5 separate regions of the Homo sapiens genome follow, and all the other regions are linked to region 2. Evidence: chromatin contacts called from ENCODE Hi-C or POLR2A ChIA-PET data. All regions are on one chromosome and are shown on one strand. The core of a region is the stretch at or near the end of the contact, and the rest is flanking DNA. Distances in the headings are between cores, read along the strand shown.

Region 1 (4,868 bases), core at 2,361-4,860, 930 kb after region 2:
TTTTTTTTTTTAAAAAAAGCTGCATTGTGAGTTTGATCCCTCTGACCCCAAACACTCCTCCCAAACAGGTCCCTCTCTCACCCTGCCACCACAGGTGTCTTTCTGGATCTCACCTCTATACCCTCCCCTGCCCAAGGATAAAAATCTCCACAACTTAGCAGGGCATGTGTAGCCTTGCATGCTCCATAGGCTGGCCTCATCTCTTCCTGTTCCCCACAACAGTCACACTAAATCACAGTCTTGTCCTTCTCTGTAAGCTCACACCTCCTGGCTGACCATCCTGCTACTCCTCCTGGAATACTCTTTCCCTCTTCTCTGCTCTTGAAGTTCTGCCTTGGGACTTGGCAAGGCATCAGCCTCCACCCCTAGATGGTGTTCCCTGAGCCTGGCCCAAAGCTGAGAGCTAGGGGGTGTCCTTGCTCTGGGCTTCCATGTTGTACGGCGCTTACCTAGTATGAGAGGTTAACACTGTTAACCTCTCCACGGGTTAATCCTGTATCCTTAGCACCTGTCCCATAGCAAACACTCCATAAGTATCTGTTGCCAAAACTGAATGAAGTTTCGTACCCAAGGTCCTGATACACCACACTCAGAAAATTGAGTATCTGAACCTGCAAGAACAAATCTCGAGGGAAGTCAGTCAATTTGCCTCTTTCTCCAACCTCCCACTTCCGGTACCCTGAAACGCCTGTGCACTGTGGTCACCACTTGAGATGCCCTCGACACATCATTAGGTGGGCTACCAGGACCAGGTTGGGCCAAGAGGCTCAGCCTTTGTCCCTCAACCTCCTAGGAATGATAGCAAAGGAGGAACCAAACACTGATGATTTCATCAGAGATAACGCTAAACACGTGTTGATTCTAAATACCTCCTTTAATCTATCAATGTGGTTCGTGCCATTAACTGATTGCCTAATATTGAACTAATTTTGCATTCCTGGGATGAACCCAACCTGGTCATAAGGAATTACCCTTTTTTATACATTGCTAGCTTTAAGATCCTAATACCTTGAAGATAATTTTTGCATTCATACTCATGACATTGGCCTATAATTTTCTTTCCTCTTTTTTTTTTTTTTTTTTTTTTTTTGAGACAGTCTTGCTCTGTTGCCCAGGCTGGAGTGCAGTGGGGCGATCTCGGCTCACTGCTACCTCTGCCTCCCAGGTCCCAGTTCAAGCAATTCTCCTGCCTCAGCCTCCTGAGTAGCTGGGATTACCAGCATGCACCACCATAATGGTGAGACAGGGTTTTACCATATTGTCCAGGCTGGTCTTGAACTCCTGACCTCGTGATCCACCCGCCTCAGCCTCCCAAAGTGCTGGGATTACAGGTGTGAGCCACCGCACTCGGCCTATAATTTTCTTTTTTTGTATCACCCTTATCAGATTTAGGGTCAAGGTTATGCTAGCCTCTTTTTTAATACTCTGTGTAAAACTGGGAATTACTTATTCCCTCAGTGATTGCTACAACTCACCAATGACACCAGCTACGTCCAGAGTTTTCTTTGAGGGAAAATCCTTGACTACTAATCCAACGTCTTTTTTTTTTTTTTTTTTTTTTTTGAGAGAGAGACTTGCTGTGTTGCCCAGGCTGGAGGGCAGTGGTGTGATTACAGCTCATTGCAGCCTCGACCTCTTGGACTCAAGCCATCCTCCCGCCTCAGCCTCCCAAGTAGCTGGGACTACAGGCGTGCATCACCACACTCAGCTAATTTAAAGAAATCTTTTTTGCCTAGGCTGGTCTCAAACGATCCTCTTGCCTTGCCTTCCCAAAGTCCTTGGGATTACAGGCATGAGCCACTCAGCCTTTTTCTTCTTTTTCTACAATAGTCTAGAAAAGTTCGCCCAATAACCTGGCACCCTCCAGGTTTTTTTTTTTTTTTTAATGGAGTTTCATTCTTGTTGCCCAGGCTGGACTGCAATGGCGCAATCTCGGCTCACCACAACGTCCGCCTCCCGGGTTCAAGCGATTCTCCTGTCTCAGCTTCCAGAGTAGCTGGGATTACAGGCATGCGCCACCACGCCCGGCTAACTTTTTGTATTTTTAATAGAGACGGGATTTCTCCATGTTGGTCAGGTTGGTCTTGAACTCCCAACCTCAGGTAATCTGCCCGCCTTGGCCTCCCAAAGTGCTGGGATTACAAGCATGAGCCACCGAGCCTGGCCCCTCCAAGTTTTTAACAGTGAAGAATGTTACTTGTGCAAGTCAGAATCTGATACCAATTAAATGGTGACAGCTTTGCTGGTAAACAAGAATATGCTCTTCCATGGCAAGGAAGGGAGACTGCCACACTTGACAGGTCCCAAAGATACATGGAGTTCAGTGTCTTTAATGAATATCAGCTATTGGCGATTTCAATTTTCTGCTTTTTATTGAATCGATTTTGGTAAGTTATATTTTTCTAGGCAATTCCAAACATTTGGATTATAAGGATAACTGATATCTTGAATGCTGACCCAGAGGTGAACTCTGCAAAAAAAGTGCCTGGTGAATCAGAGAAATAACAGCTTACATATGTACTGGATGTTACAGTTTATAAAAGTACTGCCCATAGATCACCTCATCTGAAGACCAATGTCTGGGCGGCTTTGGTGACTTTTTGGTGTCTAATTATTTGCAAAAGGATGGATAACTTTCTAGCTAAGCAAAACAGCTGATTCACATCAACCCTATTCCTGGCCAGGCTAGAAAATCTGTGGAGGACTATGCAACTATTCCTCACTTCAGTCCTCGGAGTCATTTGTCATTGACAGGAGAGAAGCAGCCACCAAGTGCCTTGGGAGTGAGCGTTGACATGAGGGTGTTAGCAGTGTTCTTAGCTCATGGAAACCTTCCCCAAGGCAAGGCAAGACCAAGCTGGGAATGGAAAGTCTGGCGGCTGTCATGTTTACTAATGCGGATGGAACTGCCTCTACCTGTGGTTCCACAGGGCACTTGGTCCAGGACGCAGTGGGCAGCGCCAGGACAAAGCACACTCACCAGGGCTTCAAAGTCCTTACAGTCGCCGCGGGCGTAGGACGCGGGGAAGGGCCGCAGCACCGAGTCGCGCTTGTAGCTCTGCAGGGCCGAGGCGAAGAGGCTGCACCGGAGGTCGGCGGCCAGCATGTCGCGGCCCGCCGCCTCCCTGGCGGCCGCCCAGCCTGAGGGCTGCATCCCAGGTCACTGCGCGTTGCCGGGGTAGACGCGCTGGTTAGGGGCAAGGGCGAGCGTGCGTTCAGCGCGGGGGCTGGGCCCGCGGACAATGGGCCGTCAGGGGCCGGGTTCCCAAGCCTGGGGTGGAGCTAGGCAGGGGGCTGAGATGACAGGGGTGAGAACGTGCCGACAAGTGTCCTCTGCCGGGGTCTGGGCCGCGGCTCGCCGCCGAAGAGAGAGACCGAGGCCTGGACCGCGGGTCGGCGGGGAGGTTGGGCCCAGGGATAAAGGAACTGGGGCTGGTGGGGGGGAGGGGTTCCCGGCCTAGGGGAAGGGCTATGACAATGGAATGACAACCGCGGGAACGTGCTGACACGTGTCCTCCGCGGAGGCCTGGGGCGGGAAGCAGCCCCCGGGGGACGGCGGGCAGAGCCCACTCTCCGCGACGGGCGAGGCTGCTGCGCCGCGCGCGCCTTCCTGCCCCGCCTCCCGCCGCGCCGCCGAAGTCCCGCCTCTCGCCAAGCTGCCCGCGGCGCCACCTGTCTTCCGCCTGCAGCTCACGTCCGCTTGCCTTGCCCGGCCTACCTCCCCTCCCGCCGCCGCGCTCCGCCCGGCCCAGCCGAGGGCCCGCCCCTTCGCGCCCCAGCCAGCTCCACCGTACGGGTTGTGCCCGCCCCTCCCAGACCCCGATCACCCGCAGCTACGAGAGTTGCCGCCGCCAGTGTGTGCCGGGCGACGTCGCCCACGCCCCTGCCAGCCATCCTCACAGCAGCAGCAGCCCTGGTAGAAATTGATGTGGGCACCCTCTCGACCCGCCCCTGTACTTGTCTTTGTCCCAGCTCTGCGGACTGAGCCTACCTCTCTTCCTTGGGGTATTAATGCTACCTATTGTCTCTCTTGAATCTTTTCCCTCCAAAACTGCACAGAAGGAGCCATTTAACACCCAGGGAAACTGAGGCTTAGAGTGCTGCAATGCTTGCCCAAGATCCCACAGCCAGATGGGTAAATCTAGGATTCACACCGAGATCTTTGGAAAACCAAAAGACTTTTCCTCTGCTTTTCAGCCTCCAGAATTCTCTGAATTGCTTAAGTCTCTGGCCTCAAATGCCCCAAGATCCTCCTTGGGAGACCTCTCTGACAGGGAGCTTGGGGGAGAGCAGAGGGGCATTGACTTAACTCTGCTGGAGGGTAAGGACTAGACTCCCATCCCCTCTCCCTACTCAGAACCTTCATTAGAGAAAACCCCAAAGTGTGACCTCATGGTCACATGCAAATCTAAACACAGACCATTGTGCTTAAACCAACACACCGCACACACTCCTACCCTGCAGGATCTTCTGAGGAAGAAACTTCTCCTTCTGCATCCAGGCTGTGCTGGGCCCTGGACTCAGAGGAGAGGTGGTCCCATGCCATTGGATTGCATCTATGACTTCGGGAGGTAGGGCGAAGACTGGTCCCCCAGACACCACAGAGCTTCCCATCTTCTTTTGCCAGGTAAAGGTTGGGGGCTGCTCCCAGGAGCCCACATCAAATCTGTTTGCTCTGAGGCCTAGAACCACAAGGCCCCTAGTGCTTCAAAAGCCATGGGGGTTCTCATAGGACCCAGGAACTCTAAGGTGGCTTCTGAAGCTCAGACCCCAGGAAGGGAGAGCTTGGAGTGGGTCAGGAGACCAGGGAACCATCTCTCATTCCACCTCTTCTTCATTGCAGGCCCTTAGACAAAAGCCACCCTCTG
Region 2 (4,743 bases), core at 1,100-3,599:
ACCTTGTCACTAAAAATAAATAAAAAACAGACTTCATGTTTCTTGGATTTATTTCTATATCGTAATAAGGAATGATTTAAAGGCAGAAATGTATTCGATTTTGTTTTCTGAATATTATATAAGTTTTTCTAGTAGCATAAATCTAACTGAGATGAGAGGTGCTGCTGATGCTGCTGATTTTTATCTTAAAATTACAAGTAGGCCGGGCACGGTGGCTCACACCTGTAATCCCAGCACTTTGGGAGACCAAGGCGGATGGATTACAAGGTCAGGAGTTCAAGACCAACCTGACCAACATGGTAAAACCCTCTCTCTACTAAAAATACAAAAAATTAGCTGGGTGTAGTGGCAGGCGCCTGTGATCCCAGCTACTCAGGAGGCTGAGGCAGGAGAATCGCTTGAATCCTGGAGGTAGAGGTTGCACTGAGCCGAGATCGTGCCACTGCACTCCAGCCTGGGTGATAGAGCAAGACTCTGTCTCAAACAAACAAACAAACAAACAAAAAACAAGTACCTTCTATTTTACACCCCAATTTTAATTCTCTTTAAAGAGACATGTGATGTTAAGATTTACATACATTACTTTTTCATGTATTTCGTGTTAATCCATACTATAAACACCAATATGGTGTAGCTGAGAAAAATCTATAAAATATATTTTGCTCATTTCAATAAATGGGCCATATTCTACTTTATTATTTTGAATTTTAAGAAACTACTGATAACTGAATTTCATGCTACCTACGATCAATTTCGAGAAGACACTGAAAGTCCTATTGTATGCATTTTTTTTTCAAAATTATCCGGTTGCTTTCCTATCTCAAACCTCGTTTCACAAAACTGGGCTGCCTTGACTGTGTATGATTAATGGTAATAATTTATCTTCTAATTCAAAGGTGGTTCCGTTTAAAATGGGATGTTACTTATAATACAGGTAAGAATTTTAACTCATACTACTTATGAAGAAACAAAAGCTCTGGTAGGTTCCATGACTTGCCCAAGGTCAGTAACTAGCAACTGGCATAGTCTAGGTTCAACCCAAGATTTATCTGCCTGAAAGTCAATACTTCCACTTGACCGCAATTATCTCCTTAAAAGATTAAGACACAGGCTCAACAGCAGAACATTCATTCTCTCTCTGAAAATTCACATATCTGTTCTGAGACATCACTACACAGCACCTAGTATTCAGTCACTGATTGAAACAAAAATGAAGAGGATCTTTCTACTTCATTTAAATTAGGACAGGTTTACTGGCAGGTAAGAAAGAGGCTGCAAAAGCCTTGCCTCAACATGTCTTGCCTAGACCTGTGATACATCTATATGGTTTCCCCAGTCCATTCTTTTTAAATAAACACGTACATCTACTACACAAGACTACACCTGGACTAGCCTATTGTTAAATGCTTTTCAGAATTCCACTTTTCTAAGGTAATTTATACCGGAATTAATATCGAGCTGGGAGACTTGGTTGAATATGTCATTCAGGCACTTTCCAAACATCTTAAGTGTCATTTAGGGGCAACAAACCCAGTTCCACTCTCTTTTACATTGTGATGCCTGCCCACTTGGGGGACATTGCTCCTGTAGGACGTGGGGGCGAGGAAACAGTAAAGGAAGAAGTGGGGGAAGCGTACGGAAGTTGGGTAGAGGAAAGTCTCATTACCCACTCTTGTGCCCTAAGCTCCGCCAAGGGCGGCTCCCCGCGGTACCCAGTCGACTCAGAACCCCCACAACCTTCGAAGTCCAGCTCTGTCCCAGCGGGGTGGGTAGGGAAAGAGGGCAATGGAAGCACGGGATAGCCCCAGTCACCCTGACGAGATCTGTGCCCTCCTTTTGGCTCCCGGGGGATGCTCCCCCTTTCAGAGTAAGCCCTCCAGGTGGCAAACTCCCGGTCCACACCGGCTAGAGTCAGTTTCTCGGAAGGGGCGCCTCCTCCGCCTACCTCTACCCCGCTAACCGAAACTCTCCACCCGCTGTGTCCCTCAGCCCCTCCATTCCGCCCCCGCAACCCTCCACAGACACAAACGCCAGCCTGCGCCCCACCCGGGATCACGGCGTCCCCCACCCACGCCCAGGAAAGGGCCCCCCACCAACCCCCTCAGACACACACACACCCCCTCAGACTTCAGCCTACAGAACCCCGACGAAGCCGGGCAGATACCTGGTCCAGCAGTGCTGCAAGGCGCAAATGAGGCGGGCGCGGTCCCCTCCCCGAGGCGCCAAGTGCTTCTCTACCCACCCGCAGCGGTGGTTTCTCTCTTTCCCAGGAGCGGGAGGGAGGGGAGAAGGCGGACGGGAGGGGGAAGGCGAGGAGCCGAGGGGCGGCTGGAGCCGAACCGGAACCACTAGCGCGGCCCCGCCCTCGTCCCGGAGTCGCAGAGTACCCTGGCGGGCCTAATAGGACAAACTTTGGGCAGGCAGCGTTAAACTGACACCATCACTTCCGGGTTATCCCCACGGCTGCCCCCTCCTTAGCAACCGCGTGGGGTTGCTAAGCGGAAGTGCCTTCAAAGCAACCCACCCCCATTTCTTCTGGGACTACCAGAAGATATATCGGGAGCACTGAGCTCTGCTTTGGCAACACGCTCTTACCTTCTGCTCAAGATCTTAGACCAAGTACACGCTTCGCTGCCAGAGGCACGAAACCCATCCCGCTTTTCCCTTCAACTGTACTCCTCCACCAAGCCCCCGTCTCTATATACTCCTGCTCCCTCCCACCCTTAATCCCGTGGCTGACCCAGTGGCTGTTCCTAAGGCTCCAGGCTCCTCTCTCAGGTCCCTCGAGGGAATTATTTTCTGACGGTTTAGCAAGCATCTCCCTCTTGTGGATTTTTAATTGTGTTTCAACCAGATTTTTAAAATTTCTTTCAATGTTGTGAAAGGTTTTTCATGCACTTAGTTCTCCTGTGACAGCCCATGAAGCCGAATGGTTAGAAAAATGTTGTCTTCACCTACATTTTGTAAGAGCTGCACATGTTTGTGTAAGGTCTGGAATTAACCTAGCCAAATGGAATAGGCAAAAAAGATTCAATGTAACTCGACAGTTATTTTAATCCTTAAAACAGAGAGCAGGGCACATGTTCTCAGGACCTCTTGAGACTGCGCCTCGGGGGCGGGGTGGTGGTGGAAAAAAGACAGAAAACAAAGAAAAAGGCTAAAGGGAGCCCATAATCAAATTTGGGAAGGAAGAAGACTGTCTAATCCTCCACTCAAAACTCAAAATATGCCGGGTGCGGTGGCTCACACCTGTAATCCCAACACTTTGGGAAGCCGAGACTGGCGGATCACGAGGTCAGGAGATGGAGACCATCCTGGCCAACATGGTGAAACTCCGTCTCTACTAAAAATACAAAAATTGGCCGGGCGCGGTGGCTCGCGCCTGTAGTCCTCCTGTAAGCACTTTGGGAGGCCGAGGCGGGCAGATCACGAGGTCAGGAGATGGAGACCATCCTGGCCAACATGGTGAAACCCCGTCTCTACTAAAATACAAAAAATTGGCTGGGGGTGGTGGCACGTGCCTGTAGTCCCAGTTACACGGGAGGCTGAAGCAGGGGAATTGCTTGAACCCGGGAGGCGGAGATTGCAGTGAGCCGAGATCGTGCCATTGCACTCCAATGGCACTCCAGCCTGATGACAGAGCGAGACTCCGTCTCAAAAATAATAATAAATAAATAAACAAACAAACAAAAATTAGCTGGGCGTGGTGGCGTGTGCCTGTAGTCCCAGCTACTCGGGAGACTGAGGCAGGAGAATCGCGGGAACCCGGGAGGCGGAGGTTGCAGTGAGCCGAGACCGCGCCACTGCCCTGCAGCATGGAGACAGAGCTAGACTCCGTCTAAAAAAAAAAAAAAAAACCTTCAAAATAAACTTTCATACCGACACTATGGATAAGAAAAGAGACCTCATTTATTGTGTCTGGGTGATTTGGGGTTTGAAAATATTGGGAAAATGAATGGTTGGGGTAAAAGTTAACAAAGTAATACTCGAAAAAAACAACTCGTATCTGGAGGCTGGGTGCGGTGGCTCACGCCTGTAATCTCAGCACTTTGGGAAGCCGAGGCCTGAGGATCACCTGAGGTAAGGAGTTCGAGACCAGCCTGGCCAAACTGGTGAAACCCTGTCTCTATTAAAAATAGAAAAATTAGCTGGGCGTGGTGGTGGGCACCTGTGATCCCACCTACTCGGGAGGCTGAGGCATGAGAATCATTTGAACCCAGAAGGCAGACGTTGCAGTGAGCCGAGATTGCGCCATTGCACTCCAGCCTGGGCAACAGAGCGAGACTCCGTTTCAGAAAAAAGAAAAAAAAAAAAAAAAGGAAAAGAACCCATATCGTTATGGCAGGTAAAATATTCAGAGAAATGCAGTTGGGCATTCAGAGAAAAATGAGTAAAAATCTTCATTTGGTTTTCCTATCTTAAATAGGTCTTCTTACAAGCAGAATGCTTAACAGTAGCTCCTAAATTTGTTTTCTATTCCATGGCAGTGAATATACTTGCCACGGCAGGCTCTAATTTTATTGGTCATGATAACCTCTTTATAGACACCAAAATTGAACTGTTATCCACCTTAACTGGGGCAGAGAGGAAATGAGCTTTGGTCACTTAAACGAAACACCACGTCTATTGGTTTCCTGTATGCATGAGACAGGGTTAAATTGATTCACCATAGGCAATCACTTCAGCAAAACCTTTAGGAAATCACTTCAAACTCAAATGGGTCAATAGGATGTTTAATACATC
Region 3 (4,540 bases), core at 793-3,292, 530 kb after region 2:
AGCTAGTGCATTTCAGAGCTGGGATTTGAACCAAACTGACTGGCACCAAAGAAGGGCAAAGGACACTGATGAAACACTCCCAGACACTGGGGCAACGGCTGGCCAGGGCTGGAATATTCTGTGACCCCCACAGGGGAAAACTAAGTGAAATATCTGAAAACATCACAAACATAGACACACTATCACAGCCTCACAGGCAGAAAGGGAACTTACCAGGCATCTGGCCCTGACACAGCATGAGCTCTGGAATGATGATTGCGGGTACACTGCCCTCCCTCCCTTCGTTTAGCCACTGTGCAGAGTGAACACCCACAGGTCTCAGCATGTGACTCTCTTCTGCAAGAGTCAGCCCAGTGGGGAGACAGACACTCCGGAAACCTAGATATGTGCTGGGCTGGGTGGCAGTGCCACAGCTGGGCACTTTACTCCCCAACATAAATGTAGGCATTTCTGTGTCTTGTGAGCCCATGAATCCTCATAAGACCCTGTTGAGTTGGGAATTACTGCAGAGCTGTAACAGACAGAAAACCTAGGCCCACAGACAGCCAGTGACCTCCCATGGGCACACAGTTTGGGTGTGGCAGAGCGCGGTATGGAATCCAAGCCTTCTGGTGCTAAACCCTGCAGGATTCTGGCAGGTCACACTCCAGGCTCCCAAGCCAAGCAAGCGTTTGAAAATGCCTTCCCATGTCCAGTCGCGGTGGCTCACACCTGTAATCCCAGCACTTTGGGAGGCCAAGATGGGTGGATCACTTGAGGTCAGGAGTTGGAGAACAGCCTGGCCAACATGGTGAAACCCCGTCTCTACTAAAAGTACAAAAAAAATGAGCTGGGCGTGGTGGCACGTGACTGTGATCCCAGCTACTCAGGAGGCTGAGGCATGAGAATTGCTTGAACCCAGGAGGCAGAGGTTGCAGTGAGCCGAGATCATGCCACTGCACTCCAGCCTAGGTGACAGAGTGAGACCCTATCTCAAAAAAAAAAAACAAAAAAAAAACGAAAATGCCCCTCTGTGAGCCACAGGCTCTGCCCCTGCAGTGGGCTATCTACCTGTCCTAGCTTGCTTTCTTCCTCAGAAACAGATGTTTCATCCTCCTACCATTCTCTTGACTGACTCCACAATTGTGGCTAAGACAAACTGGGTGAATCACATCTAAAGCAGAAGCAAGTCTGCATGAACCCCAACACTTCCCCAGTCAATTTCCTGTGTTAGGTTCAGAGGGGTCATTTCAAACTCTCAGCATGTTCAAGACGAGACTGCCTATAAGGCCACGTCTTGGGACATGGTTTAGGGGAGGAGGTAGGAATATGTGGCAGGGCCCTCTGGCTATACGGATCTCCCTATCTGCTGGAAACTCCACCACTAAAACCATTCCTTTGTATCATTTCCCCAGAGGGATCTTGATAATTGTGAAACGCCAAACAACTTGCCAGCCATGAGTCCCAAATCACAGCTATGAAAGTGCTTTACAGTTTATAAAGTGATTTCACAGCGAAAAATGGGTTTGCTCCTCATAACAACTATGAAAGTTAGGGCAGCAATTTAAATGTGTCCATGGAATAGATGAGGACACTGAGTGAGGCCCTGAGAGGCAGAGGAATTCCTCTGCCAATCAGAGCCCACACTTGAATACAGGTCTTTCTACTCCACATTGCATGTACCCCTGATAACTGGGAGTTGCCTTGGGAGCAGATGCTGATGGGACACAAAACAGGCAGATTTTGATAAGAAGGCAGATGATGAGGTGGAAAGGCTCTGAAGAAAGAGGTGGATGGCAGAGCTTGGCTAGAGGGGAGCAGGACTCCCCAGGGAATCGAGGATCTGGGCAGGGGAAAGGGTAGCCTGGAAGCAGGGAGAGGTGGAGGATGAGCTCTGGGAGCCAGAACCTGAATTCTGTTCCGGCCCTGTTCTGAAGCCTGAGGGGCTGGAGTGGACTTCTCCTCTAGGATCTGTCTGCCCTGTCTGCTCTGAGGACCTGCCAGCTCTCCTGGGAGGCGCTCAGGGCATCTTGTGAGCCTGTCAGCACTGACCTTGTCACGCGGCTCATGACTGCTCCTCATCCGACCTCAGATGAGTCAAGAGGGGAAGCAGGCGCAAAGGGCTTCCAGGGGATTCCCGGGATGCAGGCAGCTTGGGGCCCTAGGGGAAAGAGCCTGGGGCTCTTCAAGGCTGGGCTATGAAGCCACCCTCCTCCCAGGGTTGAGGGGCAGTCAAAATATCCCCAAACCTAATGTGATTTCTCACCTGCCAAGTGGCAGCAGTGTGGCATCGGGGCATAAAAGCTGCTAACAGTGGGGAAAGGCCTGGCCCAGTGCCAAGCAGGCTGTGGGCGTCCCTAGAAGAATGAGCAGCGCAACTACAGCAGGAGTCCCAGGCCCTGGGCAGAGAGACACCCCTTTATCGAGACCTACTACCTGCCAGGCACTTTATTTATTGGTAAATTTAATCAGATTTTGAAAACCACAAAATCTGGATACATTTGCATTGTGGTATTTGTTGTAATTGTTGGATATAATTACATATACATGCTATAAAATATAAGATAGAACTAGAACAAGAGTTCTTAATCTGGCATCTAAGGGAACCCGAAAGATCAAAGGATAGAGTTCAAGGAGTCTAAAAATTTGGAAGAGAAAAAATATATATCTTTATTTTCACTAATTTCTACCTGAATTTTAGCATTCTCTTCAACGATGAATGTAGGCAACAAACCACAGCAGTATTAGCAGGACTCGTGATGATGTCACTAGCAATTACAAATATTTTCAAATCATATAACGGTTTTTGAAGATATTTCAAAATATGGTTTATACTCATCACTATTTCAAAATTACAGCAGTTATTGGACCTATTATTAGCTCTTGATCTTCAGGCATTAATTAGGAAGCACTATCTAGTACTATGTCGAAAAATTTTTTTTAATTGTTTGATGACTACATTTTAATACAACTGGTTTTCTTTGTAAGCCTATGCTAGTTTATTTTGTGCATTTCAGAACATTATTCTGAGAAGGGGTCTGCAAGTTTTTACCAGATGACAAAGGAGGCCATGGCACACACAAAAGAGGTTAAGAACCCCTGATCTAGGTCTTCCCTGCAGTATTTTAGGATATATCCACATTTTAAAAATGTGGATTTTGGCCGGGTGCGGTGGCTCACTCCTATAATCCCAGCACTTTGGGAGGCCAAAGCAGGTGGATCACTTTAGCCCAGGAGTTTCAGACCAGCCTGGGCAACATGGCAAAACCTCATCTCTCCAAAAATTATAAAAAATTAGCCAGGCATAGTGGCATGCACTTGTAGTCCCAGCTACTCAGGGGACTGGGGTTAGAGGATTGCCTTGAGCCCAGGAGGTTGAGGCTGCAGTGGGCCATGATTGTGCCACTGCACTCCAGTCTGCTGGGTGACATGAGACCCTGCCTCAAAAACAAAAAAATAACAAAAAAAAGCCGGGCACAGTGGCTCGTGCCTGTAATCCCAGCACTTTGGGAGGCTGAGGCGGGTGGATCACCTGAGGTCGGGAGTTCGAGACCAGCCTGGCCAACATTGTGAAACCCCATTTCTACTAAAAATACAAAAATTAGCCGAGCATTGTGGTGCATGCGCCTGTAGTCCCGGCTACTCGGGAGGCTGAGGCAGGAGAATTGCTTGAACAGGGGAGGTGGAGGTTGCAGTGAGCCAAGATTGCGCCACTGGACTCCAGCCTGGGTGTGACAGAGCAAGGCTCTGTCTCAAAAAAAAAAAAAAAAAAAAAAGATTTTGATTTTTTAAAGACAATTTTCCAGTCACATCAGAAAGTTGAGTGCTGATCTGATTATTTCACTTAATTGCATAAAATTCAACTCTGTGACATCCCTGGACAGTGAGCAACCCACAGCTCCTCAGTTGAAAAGTCTTCCCCCAGAAAAGGCATATACATTGTTTAACTTAAAAGCTGCATGTTGGCCGGGCGTGGTGCCTCACGACTGTAATCCCAGCACTTTGGGAGGGCGAGGCGGGTGGATCGCGAGGTCAGGAGTTTGAGACCAGCCTGGCCAACATGGTGAAACCCCGCCTCTACTAAAAATACAAAAATTAGCTGGGCATGGTGGCAGGTGCCTGTAATCCCAGCTACTGGGGAGGCTGAGACAGGAGAATCGCTTGAACCCTGGAGGTGGAGGTTGCAGTGAGCTGAGATTGTGCCATTGCACTCTAGCCTGGGGGACAAGAGTGAGACTTTGTCTCAAAAAAAAAAAATGCATGTTTTTCTTCATACTTATGTCTAATCATCATAATTAGACAATGTCGTAAGAAGAATAGTTAAAGGACTATTCTGGCCAAGGGCCTTTTGGCCAGAAAAAAGGCTGGCGGTAGAGGGCTGGGGGAGAGGACACAAGACAGCTATCTTGTTCTTATGAAGGGCGGCCCTTACATTCCTGTGTGCAGATCTGGAAGCCCGACAAGGACTCATGGTTTGAAATCAGGACTCCAGGCCAGGCGCGGTGGCTCACGCCTGTAATCCCAGCACTTTGGGAGGCCGAGGCAGGCGGATCACGAGGTC
Region 4 (4,761 bases), core at 1,350-3,849, 690 kb before region 2:
AGGGGAAAAACAGTCTGATGCTGACTTTGGGCAAAGAATTAGGTCTTTATGTTATAAGAGTGTTTGCTATGATGCTCTTGTAACAAAATATAGTGTTAAAAATCTTACCAAGTTTCATAGCCTCTTAAAAGTTATGTTGTCTTTAATAAGCTAGGACTTCTCATATCTGTATACACTGATATATAAAAACTTATCCTACCTGTAGCTTCCATGGCTTTGGCAATCTGCCGAAGAGAGAACCCCATTTCCAGCAAGGGAACTGCAATTGCTGGAGGAGGAGGAGAAGTTGAAAGTCTACTGCTTGGGTCTGACAAGGCTGAGACAAAAGGAAGAGAAATAAGAACCTAAATATCACTAGATACCGTGAGTAAAAAGTGTCTTCATAGTCCTCAATTTCCTAGTATTGTCCAAGTTTAATGAAATTTTCCTCTACTCAGAATATGTGGCTGGGCACTGTGGCTCACACCTGTAATCCCAGTTTTACTAACATCCATTTATGTTATACTTTGTAAAGATTTGTGTAGAGGTACTATAAGAGTATGTAAATAACCCACTCCTCATCCAAGTTCCATATTTGTAAATCTGTATACTCAATAAAATTTATTTGTAATCTCAAAATCAATACTCATGTACTTTTGTAGTCATTTGTGACATATGCAGAGGGACTAAAAAGTTTAGTCCCTCAACATATGTGTTCACAGCTGAGGTCCAACAAGGTGATGCTCTGCCTTCATGTTTCAGCTCTCATGTGAAAAACAAGTGTCCTTTTCATAGTCTATTTAGTGCTACATTCTTCGCATTTTTATGCTTTTGGTCGGTGATTTCCCTGATTAAAATGGCCCCAAGCATAGTGCTAAAGTGCTGTCTAGTGTTTCTAAGCACAAGGATGCTGTAATGTGCCTTATGAAGAAAATACATATGTTAGATAAGCTTCATTCATGATGAGCTATAGTGTTGGTGGCCATAAGCTCAATGTTAGTGAATAAACAGTATGTATTAAATGTGGTATCTTTAAACAGAAAGATGCACAAAACAAGATTATACAGCATACTGATCAGATGATGGAAATGTAACTAGAAGTTCACAGGAACTTAACCCTGTATTTCTCCTAGGAGCAATGGTTCAGTATTTGCTAATTCAGTGTTCATAATAACCTTTTAGAACATAACTATTGCTAATAATGAGAATCAACTATTATTCCATGTATTCAGTAAGTTAGAGGAAAGATTGAGCATGTGAAATAAACACGGAAGATGAGATTAAAAAAAAACAAATCAAATGTCTACTGATGAAAACTATAGTGTCTGAATAGAAAAATACACTGGACATTAACAGAACATTAGACACTGCAGAAGAAAAGATGAATGAATTAGAAGATATAGCTATAAAAACTATCCAAAACAAATAATAATTTATTATGGAGCTTATGTGTAAAAGTGAAATGTATGAAAACAAAAGTATAAATGATGAGAAAAGGAAAATAAAATCATCCTGTTGTAAAATTATTACTTTAACTACATATGAAGTGGTACAATATCACCTTAAGGTAGACTCTGATAATTAAAGACATATACTATAAACCAGAAGGTAATCTCTAAAAATATAAAACGAAGTACAGTTGACTCTTGAACAACATGGGTTTGTACTGCTCGGGTCCACTTACATGTGGATTTTCTTCTGCCTCTGCCACTCCTGGGAGAGCAAGACTAGTCCCTCCTTTTCCTAGCCTACTCAACGGGAATATGACTATAATGAAGACTTTTATGATGATCCACTTCCACTTAATGAATAGTAAATATATCTTCTCATCTTTATGGAGTCAAAAGTTATATACAGATTTTCAACTGTTCAGGGGGTTGGTGCTGCAATCCCTGCAATGTTCAAGGGTCAACTGTATAGCTAATAAGCCAACAAAGGAGGTAAAATGGAATAATAAAACTTATTTAATTCAAAGAAAGTTAATTAATTCAAAAGAGAACAAAAAACAGGTGGAACAAAATAGAAAGAAGGTGGATTTAAAACCAACCATATCAATGATCACATTAAATGTAAAAGGCATACACACCCCAATTAAAAGGTAGAGAATATCAGATTGGATTAAAAAAAGCAAGATTCCCTTGAGGTCAGGAGTTTGAGACCAGCCTGGGCAACATGGTACGACCCTGTCTCTACAAAAAATTACAGAAATTAGCTGGGTGTGGTGGCATGCACCTGTAGTCCCAGCTACTTGGGAAGCTGAGGTGGGAGAACTGCTTGAGCCCAAGAGGTTGAGGCTACAGTGACCCAAGGTCACTCCAGCCCGGGTGACAGAGCAAGAGGCTGTCTCTAAAAACAAACAAACAAACAAACAAAGCAAGACCTAACTACTACAACATGCTGCCTTTACCCATTTTAAATATAGAGACACAAATGGATGAAAAGTAAAATGATGAGTAAAGACAAACCATCCTAACAATTTTTAAAAAGCAGGAGTGGCTATAACATCAGAGAAAGCAGATTTCAGGGCAAAAAAATATCACCAAGGATAAAGGCATTTCATAATAACAGAAGGTCTATTCATTAAAAGAACGTAAGAATCCTAAATGTTTATGAACCTAAAGACAGAGCTTTAAAATATATGAAACAGAAACTGAAAACAGGAAATAGAAAAATCCACTATTATCGTCACAGATTTCAACAACACTCTCTCAATAATAGACAGAACAAGTAGACAAAAAAACCAGAAAGGATAAAGAAGACTTGGACAACAGTATCAACCAATTTGAGCCTGCTAAACAATTTATAGAACACTCAACAACAGCACAATACACGTATTTTCCAAGTGCACTTGGAATATTTACCAAAACAGATGATATTCTAGGCTGTAAGACAAGTCTCAATAAATTTAAAGTGATTCAAATTATACAAGATATGTTCTCTGACAATAATAAAATTAGAAAGCAGTAACAAAACGATATCTAGAAAATCCCCCAAATATTTGAAAACTAAATAACATACTTCCAAATAGTCCAGAGGGCAAAGAAGACATCAAAGGCAAATTAGAAAGTACTTTAAATGAAAATGAAAACACAGCATTTCAAAATGTGTGGGTTGCAGCTAAAGCAGTACTTAAAGGGAAACTTACAACACTAAAAATGGCTATATTGGGAAAAATGAAGAGCTGATATGACTAATGTACAGCACATTATTTCTCTCCGAAATGGCCATAATTCAATCCACAGCTTCAACATGAAGATCATAGCTCAGTTTAATGGGGCAGTTCCCCTTCATTAAAATCACTGTTTTACCTTCTGTGAAGACAAAACACAATGCCCACATAATAAAGTCCCACACATCTGGAATGCCAACTTTGGATATCATAGTGCATATCAGCACACGCACCTGTGCGGTTAGCTGGCCTTGCTGACTGGGAATCAGGAGAAGTTAAACTTTGCCTCCTTCCTACTTCATCAGAAGGAGAGGTTGGTAACGAAGATATTGGAGGAGTCTGTGCCCGACGTGTGGGAAGTACAGTGGTAGTTGGGTAACTAGAGAACATTTGCCTTTAAGAAAATAACAGTGGTTAGCATAAAAATCCAATTTACGAAATAATACATACATCACAATCTTCTTATAGAAGAATATGCAACCTGGAAGACTAAACAGGTTAGTTATAGTTTAATGGAGGGTGGGGAGAAAGACTCCTTAGTTTTAAAAATGATTATCTCATGCAGCACTTTCAGTATAAATGTAATAAAACCTTATGATTCTTTCAGCAAAATGCCAGCAACAAAGCAGGTTGGGGGAATACAGCCATTAGCAAAATAGATGAAAAATGCCTGCCTTCACAGAGCTTTCCTTCAACTATAATACCAAGATAAGAGGGGTAATTTGGTATGTACAGTTACAGTGCAAAGAAGGCTTTTAAAGATAGGTAACTTGCAGTTACTTTTAAATATTAATATAAACTCACTAGCTAGTCATGAAATTATTCACATGGATTGAAAGTAATGGTTTACAGGCAAGTTATGGAAAGAAAAGGTAACTGTCTAGTCACCTAGCACAACTGCAAAACAGTACATGAATGATATGTCAGCGGCACAGTCGGGGAAAGGTACGGGGAGGCAGCCCCTTCTCCGATGAGAATGTGGAGCATGGTCAGGGAAAGGTATTGGAGGGAGAACCCCTCTTCAGTTGAGAAATGTGGACAGCAGTCAGAGTATAAAGTCCATAAAGATCCACACTGACTGCTCTTCAGATTTGTCCAAAAGAACTAGGAACTTTCTAAGTATCAAAAATGTACTGTCTACCAAGTCAGTAATACAATGGTATACACACAGGAAGGAGTAGTTCTCTGGTTTTTCCTCTACTAAATGATGTTCGCCCAGTAAGAGCCAAGTGCAACTCTAATGAAGTCCCAGCCAATAGCAGGAAAATGAAGACAGAAGAAATGAGGAGTCATAAGTCCTGGTGAATGCCTATGGGAGCAAGGGGGCATGATTCTACCACTGAATCCCATGCCCACACTAATCAGAGCTGAAAAGGTTACAAGGAGTCACAGTGCTACTGATCTTGTGTGGACGCCTTGAATTCTGTAATTGCCAGAGGGATTAAAAACCATATTAGAATGTCGTATCAGGCAAGCATCGTGGCTCACACCTGTAATACCAGCATACTTTGGGAGGCTGAGGCCACAGGATCACTTGAGGCCAAGAGTTCAAGACAAGCCTGGACAACAAAGCAAGATCCTGTCTCTACAAAAAAATTTCAAAAAATTAGCGA
Region 5 (4,949 bases), core at 1,894-4,393, 830 kb after region 2:
CATTCACCAATCATAAAATCCTCATAAAAATGATAAAGCTCTGTAGCAAAGTAATTGGGATTTCTAACACTTTTTGTGCCATGAACCCCTTAAGCAGTCTGGTGAAGCCTCTGAATAGATCTTCTCAGAATAATATTTTTAAATGTATAAAATAAAATACATAACAAAGGAAACAAATTATAATGAAGTAGTTATCAAAAAATTTTTAAAATATGCCTCTTTATTAACAAGCAAAATTAAATAAGATCTAACAGCTTTTTAAATAATTACTATGATTTCAAAGTAGCAAAAAGTATGGACAATATTCTGAAATATCAGCAACTATAATGTGATATGAAAATATTTCTGATTTTGATTGATGACAAATCCACAGACACTTCTAAGACTACTGTGGATGTGTTGCCCACATTCATAGGCCAAGGAAACGTTGTGTTTCAGTTAGAGCTTAGTGAAAATAAAGTTCACAGAATCTCTGAATTCTATTCAAGGACCCTTTGGAGGCCTGTAAACCCCAGGTGAAGCTCTGAAAGCCAAAAAAGAGAAGTGTTTCTGTAAAGTATATTTCACCAGATTACCTGGCAGCAACCAGAAAAGACAATTTAAGTTTCACTATTTACAGAACTTTATCATACAGACAAAGCTTTCTAAATTTCAGAACAACTGTTTTTAAAAAGAAATACTAGTCCGGGTGCGGTGGCTCAAGCCTGTAATCCTAGCACTTTGGGAGGCCAAGGCGGGTGATCTCCTGGGGTCCAGGAGTTGGAGTCCAGCCTGACGAACATGGCAAAATCCCGTCTCTACTAAAAATATAAAAATTAGTGGGGCGTGGTGGCGCGCGCCTGTAACCCCAGCTTACTCAGGAGGCTGAGGCAGAAGAATTGCTTGAACCCAGGAGACGGAGGTTGCAGTGAGCCGAGATCGCGCTACTGCACTCCAGCCCGGGCAACTTAGCAGATTCCATCAAGACAGACACACAAAAAGAGGCCAGGCGCGGTGGCTCACGCCTGTAATCCCAGCACTTTGGGAGGCCGAGGCGGACGGATCACAAGATCAGGAGATCGAGACCATCCTGGCTAACACGGTGAAACCCCGTCTCTACTAAAAATACAAAAATTAGCCAGGCGTGGTGGCGGGCGCCTGCAGTCCCAGCTACTCGGGAGGCTGAGGCAGGAGAATGGCGTGAACCCAGGAGGCGGAGTTTGCAGTAAACTGAGATCTGGCCACTGCACTCCAGCCTGAGCGACAGAGCGAGACTCTGTCTCAAAAAAAAAAAAAAAAAAAAAAGAAAGAAAATAAGACAGACAGAAAGACAGATAGTAGATGGAAAGAAAGACAGAAAGGAAAGAAAGACAGGAAGGAAGGAAAGGAAGGAAGGAAGGAAGGAGAAAAGAAAAGAAAAAGAAAGAAAACAGTCGTTTTGAAAAGAAAAAAAAATAACTGCCTATCTCCTATGATTCAAAAATGTTCACGGACTCTTGGCTACAAGAGATCAGTAACACTTTCAAAGAAGCCGTCCCTGACCAAAGGGAACACACACATACTTCATCCACCCACTGGAAACTGTATTATTCTTTGTCTACTCCACTAGATTTAAACATGAGGGTGAGGACTTATTCACCACTCTACCTCCAGCACTAAAAGAAGGCCTGACACACAGTGGACCCTTGACAAATATTAATATATATCAGATAAATGGATTAAAATATGTCACTTTAAAGTGTTTGCAAATCGAATTCCTGGAATCGGGACATCTACTGGTTGAGGCTTAACATCGATTTAGGATTAAATTTACTCCCTTACATTTATATATCATTTTACAAAATGCTTCTGCCCACGTTACCTCATTCAATCCTTCCTTCTGTAGTAAAGAAACTGGAAGATATATTTAGTAAACAATAAGGATTTTATAATTGGCTTAGAAGTTAGATAAAAGGGGCCTTTTTAAAAATCCATCCAAGGGTCATAAACCGATAAGCCAAAATAAAACGAATTTGTCTAGAAGTCAGTCATTATAACAGGATCTAGCCTCGTGGTCTGACTTCCACAGATTTGAGGAAGAGAAAAAAAGTTTATTTTCCAGACTCTCTTGGCTGGGGCGCCATTCTTTCACAGCTTCAGATAAACAGAAAGAAAAGGTAAACAACATGCGCCACTCTTAGGAAACTACCTCCCGGTCAAGTTGGGAAAGCCAGCAAAGGACTGCTGAAACACCCAAGTACTTCCGAACCAACTCCTGCGGGACTTCTCCCCATCTCTCCCGCCGCTGTCCTGCGGGCCCCGGGGCTTGCCTGACGCCGGGAAGTATTGTGAACCTTGTTTATGTCCCAGTGTCAGGGCCGCACAGTGATAGTAACATCTCGGGTATCGCGCGGCTTGCGTCCGGGACGGCCAGCTGGGTGCCCCGAGTCCTGGGGGACCCTAGTAGGGACAGATCCTCAGCCGAGCCCCTCCTGGAGCCCCCAACGGGCCCGAGGGGGATCCCGGCCAGGCTGCGGAAGAAGAGCCGCAGCCATGGCAGGCGGCGGTCCCCGGCAGGGCTGAGTGGGATCTGGAGACATTTTTTAATAACAGGAGCATTTTGTGCCTTTCAGGGTTTCTACAAAGTGGCCGCATTCCGGCCCCAAAGTCAGCAGGCCTGAAAGCGTGCAGGCAGGCGCGTGGGAAGGAGTTTACTTCCAATTTGAGCAACGGCTGCTCCAGAGGTTGGCAGAGCCCCATTCCACGGGGAAAGTGGTGGGTGCCGGGCGAAGCGCCGCGCATTCCCTCACACTCCCCGGGTGCAGCAGGCCTCGTGCCCTCCCCGGGGCCCCCAACCATTGGCCAGTCCACCCCCCCCCCGACAGGCTGAGGGCTCAGGAGTGGCACTATTTCGTTACCTCTCTGCGCGGAGGCGAGTGAGGAGGTGATGAGCCGGACGGCCGCCGCGCCGCAAGTACAAGCACCGCAGCTGGGCATCTCCGCGAGGCCTAGGCCGGGGCTTCGCCCCCTGAGGACCTCCGGGTCACAGCGGCGTGAATCCTGCCCGCAAGGCGCGCTGACTCGGTTCCGAACCCTTTCGCGGGCCCTAGACCCCGTGGAGAGTTCACCTGCCCGGCAGCCAGGCCTTCACGCTTCTCTGCCCCACAGCCGTCTATTCACCAGAGTAGACACCCAACCCCCCCCTCCCTTCCCCTCCTTCTCCTTCTACCCCCACCCCCAGCCTACTGGGCCCGGGGAGCTTGCGCGCGCCTGCGCCCTAGGCCCGGGGAGGGGGCGGAGGGCGTGGGCACGCGCCGTGTTTGCGAGCTGGTGAAGCTACGTGAGGCGAAGGCGAGGGGGTGGTGCCCTGGGCGCCAATGAGTTCCCTACGGCAAGCGTCTAGCCCCAACTGGGGCGACTACAGGTCCCGACGCTCAAGGTTGCCAAAAGCCCTTTTATCCTAAAGTTGAAAGGTTTTGCGATAGACGCGGAGAGATGCATGCCGGGACTTGTAGTCCCGAGTCGTCATAGTCGAGCTCTTCCGGTCACTTTTAGTGGGCGGCAGGGAAGGTCAAGGTGAGGCTGGTGGCTTAACCCTCCAGGGGGAAGTCTCTAAAGTGCCTTGGTAGGCGCTGGATGCTTCAGATTCACTAAATTTCTTCCCCCGGAATTCCACATCCTGTGTTCCTTATCTTCTCATTCTCCTTAGTTTCATCACTTGTAACATGGAGTTGGTATTGTCAGTTAGTTCCCTGAGCAGCAATTGTTAGTTGGTAACAGCTCCGTCTCCTTGTTCTTTCAGGCCTCGTGGTGATAAAGCTTCTAGCTGTTGCTAGTCCGTGGGTGCTTTAAAGTCTTGAGGGTTTTCTTTTCTTTCTTTCTTTTTTTTAATTTAGTAAAGATGAGGTCTCCCTATGTTGCCCAGGCTGGTCTCAAACTCCTGGGCTCAAGTGATCCTCTCGCCTCGCCCTCCCAAAGTGCTGGGATTACAGGCGTGAGCCACCGCACCCGGCCGTGATTAAGGATGGCACTGCATAGATAACCTCTGGTCAGGTTCCTATCAGGCCATCCTCTCAAGTTATGAATTCAAAAGCACAGAGCCGGCTGGGCGTGGTGGCTCACACCTGTAATCCCAGCACTTTGGGAGGCCGAGGCAGGTGGATCACGAGGTCAGGAGTTTGCGACCAGCCTGACCCACATGGTGAAACCCCATCTCTACTAAAAATACAAAAATTAGGTAGGTGTGGTGGCGTACTCCTGTAATCCCAGCTACTCAGGAGGCTGAGGTGGGAGAATTGCTTGAACCCAGGAGGCGAAGGTTGCAGTGAGCCGATATCGTGCCATTGCACTCCAGCCTGGGCGACAGAGCGAGACTCCGTCTCAAAAAAAAAAAAAAAAAACCCAGAGCCATCTGAGATTATCCCTGTGAGAAAATGGATCCTTCACCAGGAAAGTGATGGCAAATACTTGTGGTCACATCAGCCCTTCCACATCACACCTACTTTCAGCTGTTTTCTGACAGATTAATGACGCTTTAAAAAGAAAGTCAAGTGCAGTTTTCCAGCTCAAATAGTTTACACTGGAGGAGTTAACTCCTTGAGTTATTTACTTTTTGCGAACTACATAGCTGAAGGCACATAACTTTTTTTTTGAGACAGAGTCTCCATCTGTCACCCAGGCTGAAGTGCAGTGGCACCATCTCAGCTCACTGCAACCTCTGCCTCCTGGGTTCAAGTGATTCTCCTGCCTCAGCCTCCTGAGTAGCTGGGATTACAGGCATGCGTCACCATGCCCGGTTAATTTTTGTATTTTTAGTAGAGGCAGAGTTTCACTATGTTGGCCGTGTTAGTTTCAAACCCCTGACCTCAAGTGATCCGCCTGCCTCAGCCTCCCAAAGTGCTGGGATTACAGGCATGAGCCATTGCACCCAGTCAGGCACATAACTTTTTATGTCTTCATTTTATGTAAAACTTTTTCTTTTGTCTTTTTTT

The links. A loop is a pair of places that touch in the nucleus more often than their neighbours do. ChIA-PET counts read pairs that join two places held with the same protein, here RNA polymerase II (POLR2A). Pooled maps may share reads with other maps.
Region 1: a loop to region 2 is called in a pooled map, with 8 times the contacts of the local background. The contact joins the promoter of PARP16 here to the promoter of CSNK1G1 in region 2. A Hi-C loop is called at or near these places in 4 of 50 pooled maps. POLR2A ChIA-PET finds 5 or more read pairs at or near these places in 2 of 52 experiments (activated CD4-positive, alpha-beta T cell and activated T-cell).
Region 3: a loop to region 2 is called in a pooled map, with 5 times the contacts of the local background. The contact joins the enhancer-like site here to the promoter of CSNK1G1 in region 2. A Hi-C loop is called at or near these places in 1 of 168 maps with a recorded cell type or tissue (naive thymus-derived CD4-positive, alpha-beta T cell) and 7 of 50 pooled maps. POLR2A ChIA-PET finds 5 or more read pairs at or near these places in 2 of 52 experiments (T-cell and activated CD8-positive, alpha-beta memory T cell).
Region 4: a loop to region 2 is called in a map with no recorded cell type, with 8 times the contacts of the local background. The contact joins the enhancer-like site here to the promoter of CSNK1G1 in region 2. A Hi-C loop is called at or near these places in 1 of 37 single-sample maps with no recorded cell type. POLR2A ChIA-PET finds 5 or more read pairs at or near these places in 1 of 52 experiments (T-cell).
Region 5: a map of CD8-positive, alpha-beta T cell shows a loop between it and region 2 (17-fold over the local background). The contact joins the promoter of CLPX here to the promoter of CSNK1G1 in region 2. A Hi-C loop is called at or near these places in 1 of 168 maps with a recorded cell type or tissue (CD8-positive, alpha-beta T cell) and 6 of 50 pooled maps. POLR2A ChIA-PET finds 5 or more read pairs at or near these places in 1 of 52 experiments (CD4-positive, alpha-beta T cell).

What each region holds. Positions count from the first base shown.
Region 1 is chr15:65,283,273-65,288,140 of GRCh38, forward strand. PARP16 (poly(ADP-ribose) polymerase family member 16) reads right to left here and starts at 3,611. Exons shown (of 6, transcript NM_001316943.2): 1 at 2,981-3,611. The coding sequence starts at 3,154. It overlaps SNORA24B (small nucleolar RNA, H/ACA box 24B), which reads right to left and starts at 2,319; the gene lies at 2,189-2,319. RefSeq lists a silencer at 3,296-3,855 and an enhancer at 4,006-4,055.
Region 2 is chr15:64,353,824-64,358,566 of GRCh38, forward strand. CSNK1G1 (casein kinase 1 gamma 1) reads right to left here and starts at 2,350. Exons shown (of 12, transcript NM_022048.5): 1 at 2,165-2,350. RefSeq lists silencers at 1,616-1,675, 2,066-2,125, 2,236-2,285.
Region 3 is chr15:64,882,114-64,886,653 of GRCh38, forward strand. No RefSeq gene overlaps it. Among named protein-coding and RNA genes, the nearest start is that of ANKDD1A, 28 kb to the right of the region's middle. RefSeq lists an enhancer at 1,945-2,164. Within about 2 kb of position 2,043, at least 28 of the 41 ENCODE cell types and tissues checked have a DNase peak (open chromatin) inside an H3K27ac peak, as active enhancers do.
Region 4 is chr15:63,666,157-63,670,917 of GRCh38, forward strand. HERC1 (HECT and RLD domain containing E3 ubiquitin protein ligase family member 1) reads right to left here. Exons shown (of 78, transcript NM_003922.4): 40 at 3,382-3,542; 41 at 200-316. Among named protein-coding and RNA genes, the nearest start is that of USP3-AS1, 68 kb to the left of the region's middle. RefSeq lists a silencer at 1-2. Within about 2 kb of position 2,600, at least 4 of the 41 ENCODE cell types and tissues checked have a DNase peak (open chromatin) inside an H3K27ac peak, as active enhancers do.
Region 5 is chr15:65,182,199-65,187,147 of GRCh38, forward strand. It overlaps CLPX (caseinolytic mitochondrial matrix peptidase chaperone subunit X), which reads right to left and starts at 3,144. Exons shown (of 14, transcript NM_006660.5): 1 at 2,877-3,144. The coding sequence starts at 2,955. RefSeq lists an enhancer at 2,777-3,661 and a silencer at 3,083-3,392.